Linked DNA regions of Homo sapiens: region 1 is linked to region 2. The links are chromatin loops, found by intact Hi-C in ENCODE. Cell type or tissue: heart left ventricle. All regions are shown on one strand. Each heading gives the region's core, and the rest is flanking DNA. Links, peaks and the distances in the headings are about the cores only. Region 1 overlaps CNTN4 (contactin 4). Region 2 overlaps CNTN4 (contactin 4).

Region 1 (5,394 bases), core at 171-5,170, 650 kb after region 2:
TAATAACATTTTTCATGATTATAAAATTATTTAATGATTGCAATTTAGAATCATACTGAAATACTGTTTTACAACCTGCTAACCTGTTTTTTTACTTAACATCTTGTGAACATGTTTCCATATTTCCAAATATTCTTCACAACACATGATTTTAGTAACATTTTAGTATTCATTGCATAATGTCTTGGTCCCTTAACATTTAAATTCTGATATAGAAAGTAATGACATAACATGATTCTGGATTACAAAAAGGTGTTTATTGATGAATAAATCTCAGATGTCAATATAAGGTTAGGGTTCTCAAGTCAGAGATAGTTGCCTCATAATTCTTAGCCTCCAATAAGATACATTCTTTAGTTGGGGACCCCACTAGCTGTTTCTGCTGTAGAATATCAGTGACCACACCCAGAAGCACTGATATAACCAAGGTAATCTAGGAAGAAAAGTCTCAGTTGGCTGTTTTCTTGGCTATTTATATAACCAATACTTTCCCTATTAAAACAACAATGATAAGTAATTACATAGAACATTAAAAATGTGAATCCATTTCATTTTTTATAATAAACCTATGATATAGGTGCTATTATTATCCCTATTTAACAAATGAAGAAATGGAGGCAAAGAGAGATTATATAGCTAGAGAAAGATAATACAGCAGGTTACTACGGAGACAGAAATTGAATCCATGTAATTATCTTTAAAATAATAAGCACATTCACAAAATTTGAGGTTCCTTCAAGAACATATTCTTACTTTTCAGAAGATCCAAGATTACAGCCCAGCTGTAAACATGTATTCTTTCCATTACACTCCACTCTCTCCTAGTAACAATAACAAAATGATCTTTATGGAGTAGCAACATCAAAATGATCTGCTGTTCATTTTGTTATTTAATTCAAGGGGCAGAGAAAGGACATCACATTTGTCCCTGTTTCTGGAGGCAGTTAATTCTAAAGAGTTTTATTATATGGAGACACCAAACCGTTTACAGAAACAGCATGATATTTCGTTTTCTACCATCTATATTCTGCCTGCTACTGTCACCAAAAGCAGAGAGGTCCCTAAGTTAATAAGCAGTGGTCTAATTAATATTCAGATTTATACAAAGAAAAACAGAGATGTTCAACTTCAGAGATAGTTCTTTAGGAGGGAACAGGTACCAACTGACCACAGCCTGCACGCCTGTGAACTAACACTTCACATAGGTAATGATTATTGATTTGCATACTAAACAACTGCACATCGGGAGGCAGCTGAACTGTAAGAAATGAGTGGAATAGAAGGAACTAAGCCATGGCCTGCCCCTCTCAGGACCCTCCAAAGGAATGTAATTTATTCTGGGTCCTCCTGAGCTCCATTTTCTGTCACACTAGCCTTCAGTCTTCCTTAAGCAAATCTCATGGTTCCAGCTAGAAAATGACAACAATGAACAATATTTTCCCCCCTCCTTGTCATCATGTCTGTAAGCATGTAGCCACAGAGCATATTAACAGATATTTTAGGCAATTTGCAAAATCTCTCTGAGAATGAAGGAAAGTAGGGCCCCACAGGTCATAACAAGTACTCCTGTCCATTCCCACACTTAAAGCCAAGTGATGTATTAACATAAGGCAATCCCATATATATATATACCCTCTGTGCCTCTAACTGTCTAAGAACAACCTCATTCCCCCCCTTCCCCAATGTACACACTTTAAACTGGCTATCAGGTACTAGGCTTAGTACCTGGGTGACAAAATAATCTGTACACCAAACCCCCATGACACTAATTTACCTATATAACAAACCTGTATATATGTCGTTGAACCTAAAATAAAAGTTAAAGTAAATAAATAAATAGGCCGGGCGCGGTGGCTCACGCCTGTAATCCCAGCACTTTGGGAGGCCGAGGCGGGTGGATCATGAGGTCAGGAGATCGAGACCATCCTGGCTAACAAGGTGAAACCCCGTCTCTACTAAAAATACAAAAAATTAGCCGGGCGCGGTGGCGGGCGCCTGTAGTCCCAGCTACTGGGGAGGCTGAGGCAGGAGAATGGCGTGAACCCGGGAAGCGGAGCTTGCAGTGAGCCGAGATTGCGCCACTGCAGTCCGCAGTCCGGCCTGGGCGACAGAGCGAGACTCCGTCTCAAAAAATAAATAAATAAATAAATAAATAAATAAATAAATAAATAAACAAACAAACAAACAAACTGGCTATAATAGGGGATGGGCGGGGGGTGGTGGCAACTACTAGTCCTGAATGCAAAGCTCTACTACAAACTATCTTTCCATCTACAAAAGTCAATGAACTACTGAGTTTCATTTCATCGTTTTTTATAAATAAGGGTAGAGACTCTGTAATCCATCAGGTCTCTTTTCTCCAAAATGATAGTTTTAATGTAATCGATTACATCACGGACATAGTTATACTTAATCAATTTCAGAACCCTGACAAAGAAAGGTGTAATTCTTTGCGGGACCTCATTGTATCATGGTCTCCCAAACCATTCCTAAGTGATTTCTTAAAGCAACTTGAAAAGGTGACATCAAAATCCTGAAGTATTTACAGCCACCGAAATGATTCCTCTGATGTTCTTCTGAGAGATTAAAATGGTGCCATTTCCTGTCTGTCATTCTTAGTCTGGTAAACTAATCAGTACCCAGCACCCAGCATGTCTTAGGCTCTGGGACAGTGAACAAAACAGCCATTTAGAGATGCTGAAATGCATGCTGTGGAATTACCAAACTGTGGAAATTCATCCAGGAGAACATATGTTATTTCAAGAATATAAATGAATTAATCAGTAAGCATGCCACCCACATACCAGAAACATCCCTGATTAAATTTAATGTAGTGAATTTGTGCAATCACCACCAAACTAACCATTGATTAAACAAAGGCCTCTGAGCACTAGTTCTTTTAAGGTACAGTTTATTTCTGCTCTCCTTTGAAGGGTACACCTTTGAAAACGTTGCTAATTTTGGGGACACAACCACATTTGAAATTCAGTGTGGATTTATTTCTCAAGGAGGCCCATCTCTTTTACAGGCAGTGCAACTAATGCATCAGACATTTCGACAGATGCCTATTTGGTTAATCTGTCATAGTGGCACTAAGGACTCCCTGCCACCTTGTGGATCGGCAGAGAAACCTATTTAGCACAAGATAATCAGCCACCTAATTCCTTCTCCCCACATATATAAAAAGGAGGAGAAACTACCCCCAGGCTACTTACTCCATAGACAAGAGTTCAAGAGTGAAATGCACCAAGGATTCCACTCTCATATATCTTACATGTTTTAACTTCAGACATAATGCTGTTTGCATGCAGGTGGCTGATAAAGAACGTAAGGGAGTTGCATACCATGTTATAAAAAATTTTGATTCTCCAAGAGTGCTTCTTTATTTTCTTCTCTTGATTGACAGATAAATAGATGATACATAGGTAGGTAGGTAGACAGATAGATAGACAGAAATAGAGATATATCACATTAACTAGGACCTAGTCTATCCTAAAAAATCCACTTACAGAGACTGAGACTATAGTTTTACAATAGCATACCCTGCATTTACTGAGTTAATATTATGTAACAGATACTATTAATATAATAAAAGAATCAAATTCCTGCTCCCAAGGAGCTTAAAATTTAGTGGCAGTAACTGGGGTATAACATCTCCGGACTGAAAATGTTGCCCCTGGTAATTTTTCAGGCTCTCGTTATAATTCCTGAGAAGTCACACGCATGTAAATACTAGATATTGAAAAGCATATTTTTAGACTTAAAACTGAGCATGAAATCTCAATTCTGATCCATAATAACATATAGGCTTGCTCTCTCAAGTCAAAGCATGAGAATGGAAAGAAAGGGAACCCCTCCCTCACCATAAGAGGCCTGACTAATGTTCTCTTAGTCTTAGAGAATAGTCCTACCTGTATCATCGAACAGCTATGCAAATGCACATTTAATTGTGCTACAATGCCTAGCAAAGTATATTGAGCAGATAGTAAATGCTTAACATATGTTAGTAAAACATCTTCAGGTCAAAAACATTGACTGCTCTTTCTCACAGCCCACATCCATTCCATGATCAATTCCTATGAACCACACCTTCTGTCTACTGCTGCCATATATCCAGAATATGATCACTTCTCATTACCTCCATCACTATAACTCTAGCGTAAAAGTCAACAGGTTCCATAGGAAATTATTACAATATGAAAATATTTAAGGACTGTTACATATAAGATGAAAAGCCTGTTATATATATGATGAAAAGATAGAAAGTTCCCTGTGACTCTTGGTGGTAGAATCAAAACCAATAAAGTGTCATTTTTTCAATGTACATAAGAAAATCCAATATTCTTTGACAATAGGTTACTTTAAGAAGCAATGGGTGTTTTCAAGTAGCTACAGAAGAATGTTTTAGAGGGGAATTAGCATGGTCAACCAAAAATGGGAAAAGGAGTGGAAATAACTTAGAAGATATCGTTCCATCCAATCCTGCAATTCTATGCTTTCAAATTGTCACTTTCTTATAAAGTTCATGAGTCACAGATGAGATATGATTGTCATGTATAACAGACATGACATGTTTATAATACTGTAGAACCGTGAAACAATATCCTATTCGAAACTGGGATGCAATTCAAATATTCCTTTCATTCCAAATGAATCTCTCCTGCTTTGATTTGTATACATCATTTCAGGATTTCAAAAACCAGCTGTGAAATTGCTGATTTTTCTGCAGTATGAATTTCTTTGTTAGGAAAGAAAATGGCTCTTTGAAATAGTGTTCTTCCTATGAGAAGAGGAGATATTTAAGCTTGTTTTCCAAACACACACAGGTCAATTCAAAGGGAACCTACTTATTCCTTGAGTAAAAAGCAGTATCATCTTAGGAAATAGTTCTTTCAGTGGCTGACACTAAATTTCTACACACCACAATCGTAAGTTGGCACAGAAGCCAGGAAAGGAGGTGAATGCTATCTTTCCGACACAGGAAAGGTTCACTCATTAGAAGTTCTTTACATATTTGAAAGGAAAATTCCCCTGGCACCATCTTTCTTTCTTTACAAGACATAACTATGCCAAAAAATGCATTTAATTCTTAATTTGATTCCCTGTAACATTATATAAAAATAAGCTGAATCACAGTAATGTTTGCTCATATTTGAAGAGGAATAAAAATAACTTTTGCAATTTTGTCACTGGTTTTAGTATTGAAGAAGCCATACTCCTTTGATGTCTAAAACTTCCAAGCCAAGCAAACCAACTGCTTGACTGTGGTGGCAGCTGCTATTCTGCTGTTGACTGTCACCTTCCCAGAACTCTTCAGAGATCCTTCTGAGACGACTCCAACATTGTGGTATTTCCAAAATGCTGAGAATAGCAATGCTGTTCCTTACCAATGAA
Region 2 (5,394 bases), core at 327-5,326:
GGAATTTAATATTTAAGACCATGTTGAATGTAAAATTGAAATATAAATCACAAATTACTTAAAGGAGAACTTGAGGTGTGTGTTATGTGAATGCGGGGGCTTGGGGGGTAATGGGGGCCAATTTCTTAAAAGTTCCTAAATCATAGGCTAATGATGTTTAAAAATGAAAGTAAGCTTCAGTGGAAGCAAGTCAAATCTTGATTACATTCTTTTGTTGTGGAAATACTTTCGGTAACTGCCTAGAAACAAATAAAGATGGAGAGGTCACTTTTTAATAGGGCCATGCAATGTACACCTGGGGCTGGTATTCTCATGCGAAGGTAAAATTTTAAAAATGAATCTAGTAGGCAATTGATATCTCAATCTGTTTACCTCAGATTTATGAGGGAAGTCTATAATTCTGGGAGTAATTCAATGATAATAAGTGCAATTAATAAGTAGAGTGCAAGTACAGATGTACAGATGTTTTTGCTTTAATGAGATAAACGCATTTCTTCTATGGTCTGCAAAATCATGCAATAAAAATTGTAGGGTTTATGAAAAAGATAGGGTCAGGACACCTACTCAATATTTATGTAACGAGAACACTACAAAAACAATAACCATCCTAGTAATTATCAAACATAATTAAATATAAACATGATTAAAAAGATAAGTTAAATTCATAATAACTACTACAAAAAATACAGTGTATGTGTGTGTGCACATGCATGAGAAGGTAGCTTGATGGAAGAAAGAAGGAAGAGTTGAGATTGCTAAGCTATGAAATAAGTGCAAATTGCAGAAAGATTGAGAATTACGCAATAAGCACTCCCATGTTGGAGTACGTGGCCACACTGCACCAACAGGAAGAATGTGGCATGAATGGGAATCATGTGCAGTAGGTATTTTCCCTTGGCTAGCTGTGTTAATCTGTGTTCGTAGGCTTTGTGTTTGGTTGCTGCTACTTAGTAAAATACCTGAACAAATCCAGGGTCTATGTTATACTGACATCATTCCCCTACTTACCAATCCCATATAAGCTAAGTCACAGAAAAGTGTTTCAGCAGAGCAAACTCAATGCAAACCCCTGAACTGACAGAAAAATGTAAAAAAAAAAAGTCAGGTATTCTTGAAGTTTTTTTTTAAATGATATTTTGTGAAATAGAGTTACAAATCTGTATCATATAAAAATCCCTTCTTAAAACTGTATCTTTCTACACATATAATTTTATCACTTTAGGCGGACATTTTTCATCCATTCAGGAGAAATTCTGCAGTAGCATTTGAAATGAGTTTACATAAATCAAACTGTGCACAACACATGGGCATATTTGTCAAAAAACTACATTTTGCTTTTACAGGATTTGAAATAGCATATCAGACACACAGAAACCAGAAAACACACCTTTCAGTTTCAAAAGCATTTGTAATGTACTATTGGTGTGCATATAATCTTTTGGATATCTTATCGAGATAAGACTGGCTGGAACATCTTTCACTAATTAAAATGGAATTAAAAATTCAAGGCCGGGCATGATGGCTCATGTCTGTAATCCCAGCACTTTGGGAGGCTGAGGTGGGCAGATCACATGAGGCCAGGAGTTCGAGACCAGCCTGGCCAACATGGCAAAACCCCGTCTCTACTAAAAATACAAAATTAGCTGGGCGTGGTGTTGCACCTCTGTAATCCAACTACTGGGGAGGCTGAGGCATAAGAAGCGCTTTAACCTGGGAGGTGGAGATTGCAGTGAGCCAAGATCGTGCCACTGCACTCCAGCCTGGGGGACAGAGCTAGACTCCGTCTCAAAAAAAAAAAAAAAAAAAAAATCAAGTTCTTTTCTTTTGTTAACTCAATTTACTTAATTAGCTTCTGAAGTTATCTAACCCTGCAAATTTATCAGTTGTAACCATAAACTGTGGTACTTTTAAGGGAAAATTGTCAGAACTCCATCAGTTTTTGAATACTTGAGCTATTAATGGATTTCTTAACATTCTCCCATTTTGTGAGCATCTTTTGCACCAGAGATGCTGTTCAGCTTGTAGGATGATCCTTTTTCCTATTTGTACCCTTTATTCTCATCCTCAAACACTGACCTAGGGGAGGTTTGAAGGAAAAGTGAAAGGGACCTGTTCTATTTGACATTCACAGGTAATGAGGTTTTAAAAGTTATTGGTAAATCCCCAGAAGGGCACTATTAGAATCTAACCTTCGCTGGCACTTAAAAAATTAGTGCACATGGAAGTGAAACTTCAGTAGTTTCTAGTAGCTCAGAACTGTCAAATTGCCCCTTATGTCTGAGAGTAGCTGAGATACTGGGAGCTCCTTATTTGCTGTATTTAATATACTTAAATGATAATATTTCTCACATGCACTGCTAGAGGGCACCACTCCCTCAGTATTAGAATGAACTGTATTATGGGTCCTCCTCCATGTGAGAAATGCAACTTTTTATTATTTTTCAATGATCTTTATTAGATTATCTATGAGAAGCATCTGGCTGAGAGAAGCCCTCTATGTAATTCACAACTATTTGTTTTTAGTTAGTTAAATGAATTTTGGTCATATATCAAGGGTATTTTAAGTGGCCAATAGAACCCCTCAAAAACTTAAAAGTTTTTTGCTTTAGTGTCATTTCTCAAGAGAAACAGTAGAATGATAGCTCCTTAACTAGATATGCAGTGGCAGTCCTATTTGGGAAATATATGGATGTGATGTCTTACTACATTATTGAAGAAGAAAGGATTATTGTGTAATGCCAGTTCTATCACAGTCTGTGATAGAAGCATCACTGGGAACACTGCCAGTTGATGGAGAATATTAAGGCCAGCTTTTTTGGAAGTTCAGCATTTCTTATTACTTTAACCGTTGTCTACTTTCTTTAACTATTACCTCATCATTCCCTAAAAACAAGCTTAGAGTAAATGCATTAATTCAAATCTTTTCACTACTGAGGAGAAAATATTGGTATCAGATTATGAGACCCCAAATTTCTTTTGGCCTGTTGGATTGCTATCTAGAAAGAAGGCTACTGGTAGAAGATTTCTTCTTTCTAGGTCCACTGTTTTAGAATGGCTGATTCAAAAATCAGCCTTCTCTGAGGTCAGGTGTGTTGGCTCACGCCTGTAATCCCAGCACTTTGGGAGGCCAAGGCGGGAGGATCACTCGAAACCAGGAGTTCAAGACCAGCCTCGGTGACACAGTGAGACTCAGTCTCTATAAAAAATAAAACATTAGCCAGGTGTAGTGGTGAATGCCTGTAGCCCTTGCTTCTTGGAAAGCTGAGGTGAGAAGATCACTTGAACTCAGGAGTTCAAGGCTGCAGTGAGCTAGGCTCACACCACTACACTGCAGCTTTGGTGACGGTGAGACCCTGTCTTTTAAAAAACAAGTCAGTGCTCTCTTATTATGAATGATATTCACAAGGAGACTCTCAACACAACTCTGAAGTAGATGATTTTTCCATTTTGATGTTAGCATGATGTGCCCCTTCTAGTGTTCCTAATATCCATCCTTCTATTGTTTCGGTCTAATTCACTGAATGCCCTGTTTCCTGATGGCTCTAATAATGCTTCTTCCACGGGCAGCTCTTGGGTTTAAAAACTCCTATTCCTTTGGGCGTTATTATGAAACAAAAGAATTTTACAATCATGAGATTATTTTGAGGATTAAATAAAATAATACATGTATTGAACATAAAGTACTTAGCACAGTATTTGATCCAGATTAAGAACTTCATACGTCCCCTCTCCACTGCTATTTCCACTACTGCACTACCCCAGTCACCATTATCACGGACTTTTCTTCTGCTGAAAATTTTCTTAGAGTCCGAGAAACACATCATTGTTTGAAAACAGAAAATGTTTATTTTGAAATAATTATAGACCCACAGAAAGTACCAAATATAATACAGAAAGGTCCTGTGCATCCTTCACCCCGTCTCCCCCAATGGTTACATCTTATGTAGATACAGTTAAATACAAAAACAAAGAAACTGATACTTGGTATAATGTGTATGTATCACACATGTAGACTGGGCAAAAGCACCATGGAAACTGAGATAGGGAACTATTCTATTGTCACAAGGATCTTCCTCTTGCTTCCCCTTCACAGTCATATCCAGCCTCCTTCTACCTCCCCTCTGTAACTCCTGGAAACCACTGACCTCTTCCCATTACTATAGTTTAGTCATTCTGAGAATGTTTTAGATACATATGTGTGTGAGAGAGAGTCTGTGTGTGTGTGGTGTGTAATCATACAGTATGTGACCTTTTGGAGTTTTTGTTCCTTTTTCCTGCTGAGTATTACATGCTGGTATGGATAAGAAATACATCTTCAATATCGGCACTTCGGGCTCTATGAAAACTGACAAATACTTTGAGCACGGGAGCCATTTCAAGATCTCTCATCTTTCTCTGCCAACAAGTAGGATTAGGTATGGCCTTTTATTTTTTTTTATAAAAGACTTGAAAACTCAAAAATCAGTTACATAAACATAGGTGGAGGTTTTCTCTTATTCCCAGAAAAATATTTTAAAGACATTTTAGAACATTATTTCTTATATAATCAACATGTTGATTAAAATTAATTCTTATATAATGCTTTAAGTAGGGCTTCAGCTGCTAAATTCTTGTTAACCTCCTTTGACCCATCCTATCCATATAAAGATAATAAGACAGTCTGCATTTTAAACACTCTGTAATCACATCGACTTTCTTATATCAGTCCAAATTGGTGATATTTCATTTACATGTCAGTGTCTTAAACTCTTATACAAACTCAAGTCCTTGGTTATGCAGGTAGTGTACAGTATGCGAAGTCTGCTAAATGAACAGAAGAGAGTCATTAGACTATGATAGTGAGAACCCTAGAATTTCAGTAGCTAGGAAATAGTAGCTCTTGTTATTAGCTATTATTAGAACATCAGTTCCTTGAAGGCAAGAATATGTATCCTGGATCTGTATATCCCTTGGGCCTGGCACGGTGCTTGATACAAAGTTGATATTTAATCAATGAACCTATTGAAGAATTAAGTCAATTTTTAAAAAGCAACGATCTGGTTTTTTTTTTTTTTTTTTTTTTTTCTGAGACAGAGTCTTGCTCTGTCACCCAGGCTGGAGTGCAGTGGTGCAATCTTGGCTCACTGCAGCCTCCGCCTTCTGGGTTCAAGTGATTCTCCTGCCTCAGCCTCCTGAGTAGCTGGGACTACAGATGTGTGCCACCACACCTGGCAATTTTTTTTTTTTTTGTATTTTTAGTAGAGATGGGGTTTCACCATCTTGGCCAGGCTGGTCTTGAACTCCTGACTTCAAGTCATCTTACTGCCTTGGCCTCCCAAAGTGCTGGGATTATAGGCGTAAGCCACCATGACCAGCCAAAAAGCAACAATCTTTCTTTTGTCTGACTTCTGGCAT

The links. Hi-C counts contacts between places; a loop is a spot of excess contacts. Peaks named below come from ENCODE experiments on the same cell type or tissue, not always from the same donor. Only the 100,000 strongest peaks of a DNase experiment are listed, where the experiment ranks them.
Region 1: it touches region 2 in a loop (6-fold over the local background); 5 of 110 quality-filtered maps call a loop at or near these places.

What each region holds. Positions count from the first base shown.
Region 1 is chr3:2,266,694-2,272,087 of GRCh38, reverse strand. The region is part of intron 2 of CNTN4 (contactin 4); the gene reads right to left. Among named protein-coding and RNA genes, the nearest start is that of CNTN4-AS2, 130 kb to the right of the region's middle. In heart left ventricle, for the core only: a CTCF peak has its summit at 3,109 (motif pointing left); no DNase peak of the experiment used is centred there.
Region 2 is chr3:2,919,024-2,924,417 of GRCh38, reverse strand. The region is part of intron 12 of CNTN4 (contactin 4); the gene reads right to left. Among named protein-coding and RNA genes, the nearest start is that of CNTN4-AS1, 140 kb to the left of the region's middle. RefSeq lists an enhancer at 2,410-2,459. In heart left ventricle, for the core only: a CTCF peak has its summit at 2,360; no DNase peak of the experiment used is centred there.